Regions from separate parts of the Homo sapiens genome. Here region 2 is linked to region 1. Evidence: chromatin loops called from intact Hi-C (ENCODE). Cell type or tissue: endothelial cell of umbilical vein. All regions are shown on one strand. Links, peaks and the distances in the headings refer to the core of each region. The heading gives the core; the rest is flanking DNA.

Region 1 (5,386 bases), core at 199-5,198:
CAGAGCCCTGAACAAAACTGCCGTTAAGTCCCAGCTCTCACAAAGCTCACAGCGTATGCTTTCAGGATGTCACTGGTTGGGTTCTCTGGGAAGACGACACTGAAGTAGAGTCATAAGGGAAAAGTTTCATAAAGGTATGAGAACTGTGTGAGGAAAAGGGTAAAAAACATACTATAAAACAAATGGAAAACATCAGATTAAGTCTTGAGAGGCAGACTAGAACTCTTCAGAAAGAAGCAACTCTTGCCAATAAATGAGATTTTAATAAAACCTTAAAGTGCCTTATGTTGTATTTGATTTGCTAAACACTTGGATTTCTTAGAGACGCTGCACTTACTTTTATAGCCAATTGTTCTCCTTTCAGTTAACGGTAAGGTCAAAAGAACCACTACTTCAGATTTTGGGGAAAAAAAAAAGCCAATGTAAAAGATTCTCAGTTCAAACAGAACTTAGTGCAGGTTGGTGAGAAGAAATATCAACTCTTTCCAAATCAAAAGAGAAATACAATATTCCCAGTCACTTCAGGAAGGATCAGAATTTGTAAGTAATATTTGTGTAATGGAATTCATTTTATTGTGGTCTTGTTCTACCCAAATGCAGAGGCTGGAAGTGGAATGAAAATTCTCTTCGAAACCACTACTGGTCAAGAACACTATCCTGTGTTTCCAGACCTTAGGAATTTCCTGGGAAGCTTAGAGAAAGGTACCCAGACAGCACCGGGGTACTAAACAAATCTCATGGCACAGGTAAGCAGTATTTCTGCTGGGAGGTCCTCACACATGGAGAGGCAAGTGGTAATGGTTTGTTCTGTCCGATGGTGCTGAGAACAGCCAACATGTACCCTTGACAGAGGTTATGTGCAGAAATGCCTATGTAAATAGCCACAATAGGACTACGAGCCTTATTCTGTGGCAGTTATGACTGATATGTGCTTTGCAGTCTCTTGATGATAATTCTGCTTCTGTCCTCATACCATGTCCCCTTCCCCAATGCTCCTTCTTCTTAGGCCCCTATGACTTCTTTCATGCTAACTTTCTATTCAGATCTACCTGCTCTACTCCACTTTCTGCTCAGGAATTTCCTCTAGTCTCCCGCAGGAGTAGGCCTAGTCTGAGACTTACCATAAAAGAAAGAGCTAAGATCATACGGTATAAACTTTCAGTTATTAGATGAATAAGTTCTGGGGATGTAATGGACAACATAGAGACTGTAGTTGTTAATACTGTATTGTATACTTTATATTTGCTAAGAGAGTAGATCTTCAGTGTTTGTACCACAAAGAAAAAAATGGTAACTATGTGAGGTGACGGATATGTTAATTAACTTGATTGTGGTCACCATTTTACCATGTATATATATCAAATTATCATGTTGTACATCTTAAATATATATAATTTTTACTGTCAGTTATACCTCATTAAAGCTGGGTAGGGGGGAAGAGAGCTAAACTAATGAGTTTGGCCACTGTTCATCAGCATTTGGCTTTACCAAGAAGAATTTTGGGTGTTACCTATCTGCATGTAAATAGTTTCACTCAGATTGGTCTCCTATTCAAATGTCCCATGGGCTCATTCTTTTGCTAATAGGTGGTGGGGAAAGTAAGCAGTGTAAGTTATAACCTAAAAGAGCTACTTCACTATAAACTTTGTAAATGATTGAGACACAAACATAAATGTCTTATGCTTGTGTGGAATACAGCCATGCTAAAATTGGGAAAGAGGTATTCTTCCCACTTCTCCATGAAGAAATGCAGCTCAATTTCAGTCATTGACTGAGGACCATAGTGAGATTGGTTGGGTGCCTCCAGGACTCTCACATATAAGGGGTACCTGTACTCAGTAGTGAGTGCCAGTTATACCCAGCATATCCAGGAACAGAGAACTGGAGCATATGGGGAGAGGAAAAAGACCTGAATAGAGGTAATGAGGCAGCTGACCAAATAGAATTTTGCAACAGAACAATGGTGGGGCCTTTTTTGGGAGACAGGCTGATGACAGGTGAGGGCAAAGGTGAAACACAGACTGCGGACAGGTGAATAGGAGAGACAAGCAAAAGATAATGTAATGAATCTTAAAATTGCAGATGTACTGAGACAATAACCAATAAACAGAACGCAAGTAGACATGTAATCACAGGGTTAATCTGGCCAAAATGGCCATATTGAGGGGTGATGCGGGATTAAGAAAATAATAAGTCTGAGTTTGATTGCTTGTGCTTGGCTACTGTTAAGATATATCTTTTGCAGAATGAACTTGCCAAAAATAAGATGAAACAACATAAAATTTAGTTTTCTGGCATGTACTGCCAACAGGAAGAAATAGAGGTGCTTTTAGGATGCTATCCTGATAACTTATGTTCCTGCCTGAGCTTGGGCAGTGAAAACTCAAAGGCAACAGCTTTGCCCATGCATATGTACCTATTATAGAAGTGAAGCACAGGACATTGGAAGGCCAGGAGGCAACCTCAATTCTCCAGGAAATGCGCATTCACTGCAAAACAACTATTATGGGATGTAGTATGTTCAAAGGGCAAGGATGTCTGCATGCGTCATAGGAAGCTGAGTGTTTGGGATTTAAATGTGGACTTTGACTTGAGGTCTGATGATTCTACTTCCTGACTGTAAAAAGGGACAAGTGTTCATCATTGTATCCATGAGATATGTGGTTAAAATTCCTCTTTATTGACTGTAAGCTTGTCATCTATTTGAAAGGTTGCCTGGGGCTCCTAAAGTTAAAAATATTACTCTTAGTACTTTTGATTTTTGTGGCTCTTGAAGAGGTAGTGAAAATAAATGCTTAGAAGCCTCTTTTCATTAAAAACAAATAAAAAAATGGTAGAAGGAGAGAGGAAAGATTGCAACTACAAAAAAGAAAGAAGCTGTTAATCTAACCTCTCGTGATGGTTAACAGTGTTTTGCTTATGTATCACATATTTTGAGAGCACATAAGGATACTAGAAAATAGCAGAAGGCTATCTAGTAGCCAGTGAATTCTTGGAAAGCAGGAGGTGCAGAGATGATAGAATAAGCAACAAGAAGACAAGTAGAGGAGTGATCTCATCATGGGTACCAGGAAGATGGCTTCAGTGGTTTTAACAAGGAAAAACAACATGACGGGCATGGTGGCACATGCCTTTAGTTCCAGCTACTCAGGAGGCCGAGATGGGAGAATTGGATTGCTTGTGCCCAGGAGTTCAAGGCTGCAGTGAACTATGATTGCGTCACTGCACTCAAGCCTGGGCAACAGAGTGAGATCTTATCTCTTAAACAAACAAACAAATAAACAAACAATCCTACGCTGAAAAGCCTCTTTTCTTTTCTGGTACTCCCAAGTAAGTTAACTCACGCAAAGCCAGGAACATCACAGCACGGTTGTAGAGTCGGGGAAAAAATTAGGGGAGGGTATACTCAACTTTCCATATCATCCTCTGTGTTAATCATAAAATGTGTGGTTTTTGTTGATACATGCTGATCTTCCTCTGTCCCTGTAGTACCTGTTATATGTGTTGTATGAGAATGCTGCCTAATTTATGCGCTACACATACACTACTAAAACACCCAAAGCGAGATTATTTATAAAATATGCTCTCAACAACTTTCAAAGTCATACAATATGAGATAAAAGTTGCAAGCACAATTAAAATAGTCCGTCTCTGCACTTTGGAAATTTGTGACAAGGAGCTAATATTTTACCCAAATTACTAGGTAAAATAAACTTTATTCAATATGTACATATGTAACCAAACGTATCAGTGGGATTATACAGGATTAGTTCTCTGGGAAGCAGATTCTGAGAAGCAGTTTAGCTTGCAAGATGTTTATTAAGGAGTGTCCATGGAGTCCACATCTGTTGAAGGAAGGGGAAGGAAGCAGGAAGCAGCAGGGAGAAGTTGATGGGCAAAGTAATCTCAATAGCAGCCTCCACCAACCCTATGGGGAGCTCTGAAGCTATCAGAGCCCTTCATTGTTGTCCAGACTCGGGCCAACTTGGCCAGGCCTTCTATATGGAGCGGTCATTTTATCCAGGCAACCCTCTGGAGGGTGTGTGGTTGGTTATGGCCGCTCTGTAGCTGGGGCAGTCTCTGAAGGGGCTGACAACATTCTCACCTCTTAGAGCACCAAGTCCTTCATTGTTGGAGGATCTGGGAAGCACATCAAGTGTCCACCCCCTGGGATGTCTGTGTGTCCAGGACTACACCAGATAATATGGAGAAGATAGATAAGTAATGTATCTAAGATACAGTTATCTCTCTCAAGTGAAAGAGAAAGAGAAACCATGTGTCACACACATTCAAAGTAGAGCATATTTAATAGCATCAATTCTGACAATTGCAAGTTGTGTGAGCTTAACTCTTGTATGGCTCCAATTTTTGTTTGAAAGTTATAGATAACACCTTTACTAAATTTATTTATCAATTCTAATAGTTTCTAATAGTTTTTTGGTGGAGTCCAACTATAAGATTGTATTATCTGCCAACAAGGATAATTTGACTTCCCGCTTTCCAATTTTGATGCTCTTTCTTTCTTTCTTTTTACTGATTCCTTAGCTAGGACTTTCAGAACTATGTTTGATAACAGTGGTGAAAGTGAACATCCTTGTCATGTTCCAGATCTCAGAGAAAAGGCTTTCAGGCTTTCCCCATTCAGTATGCAACTAGCTAAGGTTCTGCTGTATATGGCTTTTATTATATTGAGGTATGTCCCTTCTATAGCCAGTTTTTTGTTAAAGATACATCAAAATATAAAAAAGAAAACTACAGACCAGTATGTCTGATAAATATTGATGCAAAATTCTTCAGTAAAATACTAGCAAATTGAATTCAACAACACATAAAAGAGATAATTCATCATGACCAAGTGGGATTTATCCCAGAAATAGAAACTTTATTGGTTTTCTACTTCTGCTGTAACAAGTTACTACAAATTGAGCAGCTTAAAAAACACAAATTTGGCCGGGTGCAGTGGCTCACGCCTGAAATCCCAGCTCTTTGGGAGGCTGAGGCAGGCAGATCACCTGAGGTCAGGAGATGGAGACCAGCCTGGCTAACATAATGAAACCCCGTTTCTACTAAAGATACAAAAAAATTAGCTGGGCAAGGTAATGCATGCCTGTAATCCCAGCTACTCGGGAGGCTGAGGCAAGAGAATCACTTGAACCCAGGAGGCAGAGGTTTCAGTGAGCTGAGATTGTGCCATTGCACTCCAGCTTGGGCAACAAGAGCGAAACTCTGTCTCAAAAAAAAAAAAAGCCCAAAAGACCCACAAATTTATTATCTCACAGTTTAGATCCATAGATCAAAAGTCTTGGCTTGTTTGCTTTGGGGCCCCTAAGGCTGAAATCAAAGTGTCATCATGGCTGTATTCCTATCTGGAGGCTCTAGAGGAGAA
Region 2 (5,386 bases), core at 88-5,087, 230 kb before region 1:
AATATATTCAATATTAAAAAGAAAGATTCTGGAAGAATATGCAAGTGGAATTTTTATTAACTTGGATTGAACGTGTGCATTTATCTCAGGTCCCTTAGGCAAACAGAATACTAAAATAACAATTTAGAGATATAAAAATAGATGCCACAATGGCAAAAATAACATGGGGAGTGATAAGAATAATAAAGAGATGTCAACACATTTTTGAAAAGTGACAAGTGGATGAGGTAGCCATTTAGGAACTGACTAAACAAAACATATGAAACCAAAGTCTCATTGCCTTCAAACAGAGATTACCTTGAGAAGTAAGCCCATCTTTTGATCACAACACTGGAAAAACCCAGGTCTCAGTGTAATAGGAGGAAGTTAGAGTTGGGGCTCATCATTAAAAAAAAAAAAATCTGTTTGTGTCTGTATATGGGGTAATTTTATCCCCAGATTCACTTTGCTCTGATCACCAGCCATGTAACTACTACTCCACAAACCCAAAGACAAGGAGACGTGAAACACAAAGCCTCTATGTATAGAAATAACTGGTCGTGGAAGGCAGGGCTGAGATGCCAGTCATTTGCTCAATAAATATTTAATGAAAGCACTCTAAGTGTCATCTCAAAATAACACTTCCTAAGTGGAGTTGCACAAATTTCCATCAGAACCTCCTCTCCAACCCCAACCTTCCCTATCTCAGTTAATGAAATTCCAGTTGCTCGGACCAAAAACTCTGGGGTCAGCCTTGACTTCACTTCCTTTCACATTATATACAATCCATGGAATACATTTTGTTAACTCTAACTTTAAAATATATTCAGAATATGACCACTTCTCACCATTTCCACTATCACCACCCTGGTCAAAATCATCATCATACTTCGACTAGATGACTGCAACAGCTCCTAACTGGACCCCCTGTTTCTGCACTTGCTTCCCCTCATCTACTCTTAACACAGCAGCCAGAGTGATCCTGTTGAAAAGTAAGCCATATCATGTCATTTCTCCATTCACACTCTCCCACAACTCCTTTATCAATCAAAGTAAAAGCCAAAGGCCTAAATGTTCTGGATATATGAGCCTGAATTACAGAGTTAAAATCTGGGCTAGGAATATAAACTTGGGACATGAAGCATATGGATGTATCAACAAGATGAGAGAGACTACCAGAGAAATGTGTACAGCTAGAGAGAAAGAGAGGTTGAAGAAATGAACACTGGTATGTTGTAATACTTAGAGCTTGTGGGGATGATAAGGAACAACAAAAATAGACTGAGTAAAAATAGCCAGAAAATGTGGAGAAAAACAGGTAAGTGGAAAAAAGTGTTTCAGTAAAGTGAATGATCAGCTGTATTAAGAGCTGCTTATTGGTCAAACCCATTGAAGAGTGAGAACTGAACAATAACATGGTCACTGCTGAACCTGGACATTTTTAGTAGTGTGCTTAAATCAACAATCAAAAGATGGTTGATTTAAGAGAATGAGAGGAAAGGAACTGGATTGCTGAGAGAGGGAGCAGTAGCTAGAAGGGATGTGAGTCAGGAAAGAAACTTTCATTGATCATTTCCTTTTGGTACTTAGGTAAAAACAGGCACCCAAAAATAAGGATTGAATAAATTAAGCTCAATATTCAATAGATTTACCCTAAATACACTAACCTTCTAAAGTTCATACTTATCATGTAGACTCTTATTAGACACTAAGGGAATATTTTTATTTCCCTTGGAAAAAAGCCAAACTAGAGCAGTTAGATGATGTTTACATCTCAAGAAACTCAGATGTCCTATTAATTTTTCATGAACATTAATCATCTTCTCAGGAAATTTTCACCACTTTGCTTCATCTATGGTTAAGATAACATTGTCACCATGCTAACCTATCATGTATCCCAGCTGATTTTTGACAAGCAATAAAATTATGAAAACATAGAGCAAAACAATTTTTAAGATTTAAATAGTTGAGAGCAAGACCAGAGATCAAAACTGCTGCAGATGTCCTGGTTTCATTTAAACCCACTAAATTAAATAAACAATAGCAACAAAATGTTGCCAGTCTTTGTGAGATCCATAGCCATTCTTGCCTGGTTTTCTTTGAAAACGGGAAAAACTATTCCTGGAAAAACTCTTCCCAAAGTGACTGGTTAAAAGATTAAAAACACAAAGTAGAAAAATGATGGCTAGTGCAGGCATGCTATGTAAAAGTACAGACAATAACAAACTAACAGCTAGACATGCCTCTGACTCATGGAAAAATATGTGAAATCAGGTTATTCAAGCTTAAAAACAATGAATCACACAAGTTAGAATACAGATGTCAGGAAAGCATGTTTGTGTCAGGCCTCCGAGCCCAAGCCTGCACGTATACATCCAGATGGCCTGAAGTAACTGAAGAGTCACAAAAGAAGAGAAAATGGCCGGTTCCTGCCTTTGATGACATTACCTTGTGAAATTCCTTCTCCTGGCCCAAAAGCTCCCCCACTGAGCACTTTGTGACCCCCATCCCTGCCTGCCAGAGAACAACCCCCTTTAACTGTAATTTTCCATTACCTACACAAATCCTATAAAATGGACCCAAACCTATCTCCCTACCTTGGCTCTCTTTTCAGACTCAGCCCATCTGCACCCAGGTGATTAAAAAGCTTTATTGCTTAGCTTAAGCAAAGCCTGTTTGGTGGTCTTTTCACGCTGACATGAGTGAAATTTGGTGCTGTGATTTGGATCGGGGGGACCTCCCTTGGGAGATCAATCCCCTGTCCTCCTGCTCTTTGCTCCATGAGAAAGATCCACCTACAACCTCTGGTCCTCAGACCAACCAGCCCAAGGAACATCACCAATTTTAAATCGGGTAAGCAGGCTCTTTTTACTCTTCTCCAGCCTCTCTCACTATCCTTCAACCTCTTTCTCCTTTCAATCTTGGTGCCACCCTTGGGTCTCTCTCTTCTCTTAATTTCTGTTCCTTTCCTTTTCTGGTAGAGACAGAAGAGATGCATTTTATCCGTGAACCCAAAACTCCGGCACCAGTCACGGACTCGGCAAGACAGTTTTCCCTTGGTGTTTAATCACTGTGGGGACACCTGTCTGATTATTCACCCACGTTTCAGAGGTGTCTGATCACCGCAGGGACTCCTGCCTTGATCCTTCACCTTAGTGGCAAGTACCACTTTCCTGAGGGGGGAGGGCAGGTACCCCCCACCCCTTCTCTCCGTGTCCCTACCCTTTCTTTTCTCTGGGCTTGCCTTCTTCACTATGGGCAACCTTCCACCCTTCATTCCTCCTTCTTCTCCCTTGGCCTGTGTTCCAAGAACTTAAAGCCTCTTCAACTCACACCTGACCTAAAACCTAAATGCCTTATTTTCTTCTGCAATGCCACTTGACCCCAATACAAACTCGACAATAGTTCCAAATAGCCAGAAAACACTCTCAATTTCTCCATTGTACAAGATCTAGATAATTTTTGTCGTAAAATGGGCAAATGGTCTGAGGTGCCTGACATCCAGGCATTCTTTTACACATTGGTCCCTCCCTAGTCTCTGTTCCCAATGCGACTCATCCCAAATCCTTCCTTCCCTCCCACCTGTCCCCTCAGTCCCAACCCCAAGTGTTGCTGAGTCTTTTCAATCTTCCTTTTCTACCGACCCATCTGACTTCTCCCCTCCTCCCAAGACTGCTCCTCCTCAGGTCACTCCCTGCCAGGCTGAATCAGGCTCCAAATCTTCCTCAGACTCCACTCCCCCACCCTATAATTCTTCTGTCACCTCCCCTGTTCACACCCAGTCTGGCTTACAGTTTTGTTCTGTGACTAGCCCTCCCCCACCTGCCCAATAATTTCCTCTTAAAAAGGTGGCTGGAGCTAAAGGCATAGTCAAGGTTAATGCTCCTTTTTCTTTATCCAACCTCTCCCAAATCAGTTAGCATTTAGGCTCTTTTTCATCAAATATAAAAACCCAGCCCAGTTCATGGCCCATTTGGCCACAATTCTTAGACCCTTTACCGCCCTAGACCCAGAGGGGCCAGAAGGTCATCTTATTCTCAATATGCATTTTATCACCCAGTCAGCTCCTAACATTAAAAAAAAGCTTCAAAAATTAGAATCGGGCCCTGAAACCCCACAACAGGAATTAATCAACCTCGCCTTCAAGATGTTCAATAACAGAGGAGTTGCAATTACTTGCCTGTGCTGTAAGAGAAACCCCAGCCACATTTGCAGCACACAAGAACTTCAAAACGCCTAAGCCACAGCGGTCTGGGATTCCTTAAGGACCTCCTCCCTCAGGATCTTGCTTCAAGTGCCAGAAATCTGGCCACTGGGCCAAGGAATGCCTGCAGCCCAGGATTCCTCCTAAGCCATGTCCCATCTATGCGGGACCCCGTTGGAAATCAAACTGTCCAACTTGCCCAGCAGCTACTCCCAGAGCCCCTGGAACTCTGGCCCAAGGCCCTCTGACTGACTCCTTCCCAGGTCTTCTCGGCTTAGTGACTGAAGACTAATGCTGCCCGATCGCCTCTGAAGCCTCCTGGACCATCACAGACACTTTGGGTAACTCTTACAGTGGAAAGTAAGTCCATCCCCTTCTTAATCAATACGGAGGCTACCCACTCCACATTACCTTCTTTTCAAGGGCATGTTTCCCTTGCCTCCATAACTGTTGTGGGTATTGACAGCCAGGCTTCGAAACCTCTTAAAACTCCCCAACTCTGATGCCAACTTGGACAACATTCTTTTATGCACTCCTTTTAAGTTATCCCCACCTGCCCAGCTCCCTTATTAGGATGAGACATTTTTACTAAATTATCTGCTTCCCTGACTATTCCTAGGCTATAGCCACACCTCACTGCCACCCTTTTCTCCAGTTCAAAGCCTCCTTTACATCCTCCCCTTGTATCTCTCCACCTTAATCCACAAGTATAGGATAACTCTACTCCCTCCTTGGGGACTGATCATGCACCCCTTACCATCCCATTAAAACCTAATCACCTTTAACCCACTCAACACCAATATCCCATCCCACAGCAGGCTTTAAAAGGATTAAGGCCTGTAATCACTCGCCTGTTACAGCATGGCCTTTTAAAGCCTATAAACTCTCCTTACAATTCCCCATTTTACCTGTCCAAAAACCAGACAAGTCTTACAAGTTAGTTCAGGATCTGTGCGTTATCAACCAAATTGTTTTGCCTATCCACCCCATGGTGCCAAACCCATATACTCTCCTATCTGCAATACCTCCCTCCACAACCCCTCTACAACCCATTATTCTGTTTTGGATCTCAAACATGCTTTCTTTACTATTCCTTTGCACCCTTCATCCCAGCCTCTCTTCGTTTTCACTTGGACTGACCCTGACACCCATCAGGCTCAGCAAATTACCTGGGCTGTACTGCCACAAGGCTTCACGGACAGC

The links. A loop is a pair of places that touch in the nucleus more often than their neighbours do. Peaks named below come from ENCODE experiments on the same cell type or tissue, not always from the same donor. Only the 100,000 strongest peaks of a DNase experiment are listed, where the experiment ranks them.
Region 2: it touches region 1 in a loop (17-fold over the local background); 1 of 110 quality-filtered maps calls a loop at or near these places.

Annotation. Positions count from the first base shown.
Region 1 is chr11:89,604,499-89,609,884 of GRCh38, forward strand. No RefSeq gene overlaps it. Among named protein-coding and RNA genes, the nearest start is that of TRIM77, 100 kb to the right of the region's middle. In endothelial cell of umbilical vein, for the core only: no CTCF peak of the experiment used is centred there; DNase peaks (open chromatin) are centred at 2,483 and 3,923; H3K27ac peaks cover 2,855 bases.
Region 2 is chr11:89,378,986-89,384,371 of GRCh38, forward strand. All of the region lies in intron 11 of NOX4 (NADPH oxidase 4), which reads right to left. Among named protein-coding and RNA genes, the nearest start is that of NOX4, 110 kb to the right of the region's middle. In endothelial cell of umbilical vein, for the core only: no CTCF peak of the experiment used is centred there; DNase peaks (open chromatin) are centred at 1,406, 1,646 and 2,266; H3K27ac peaks cover 4,270 bases.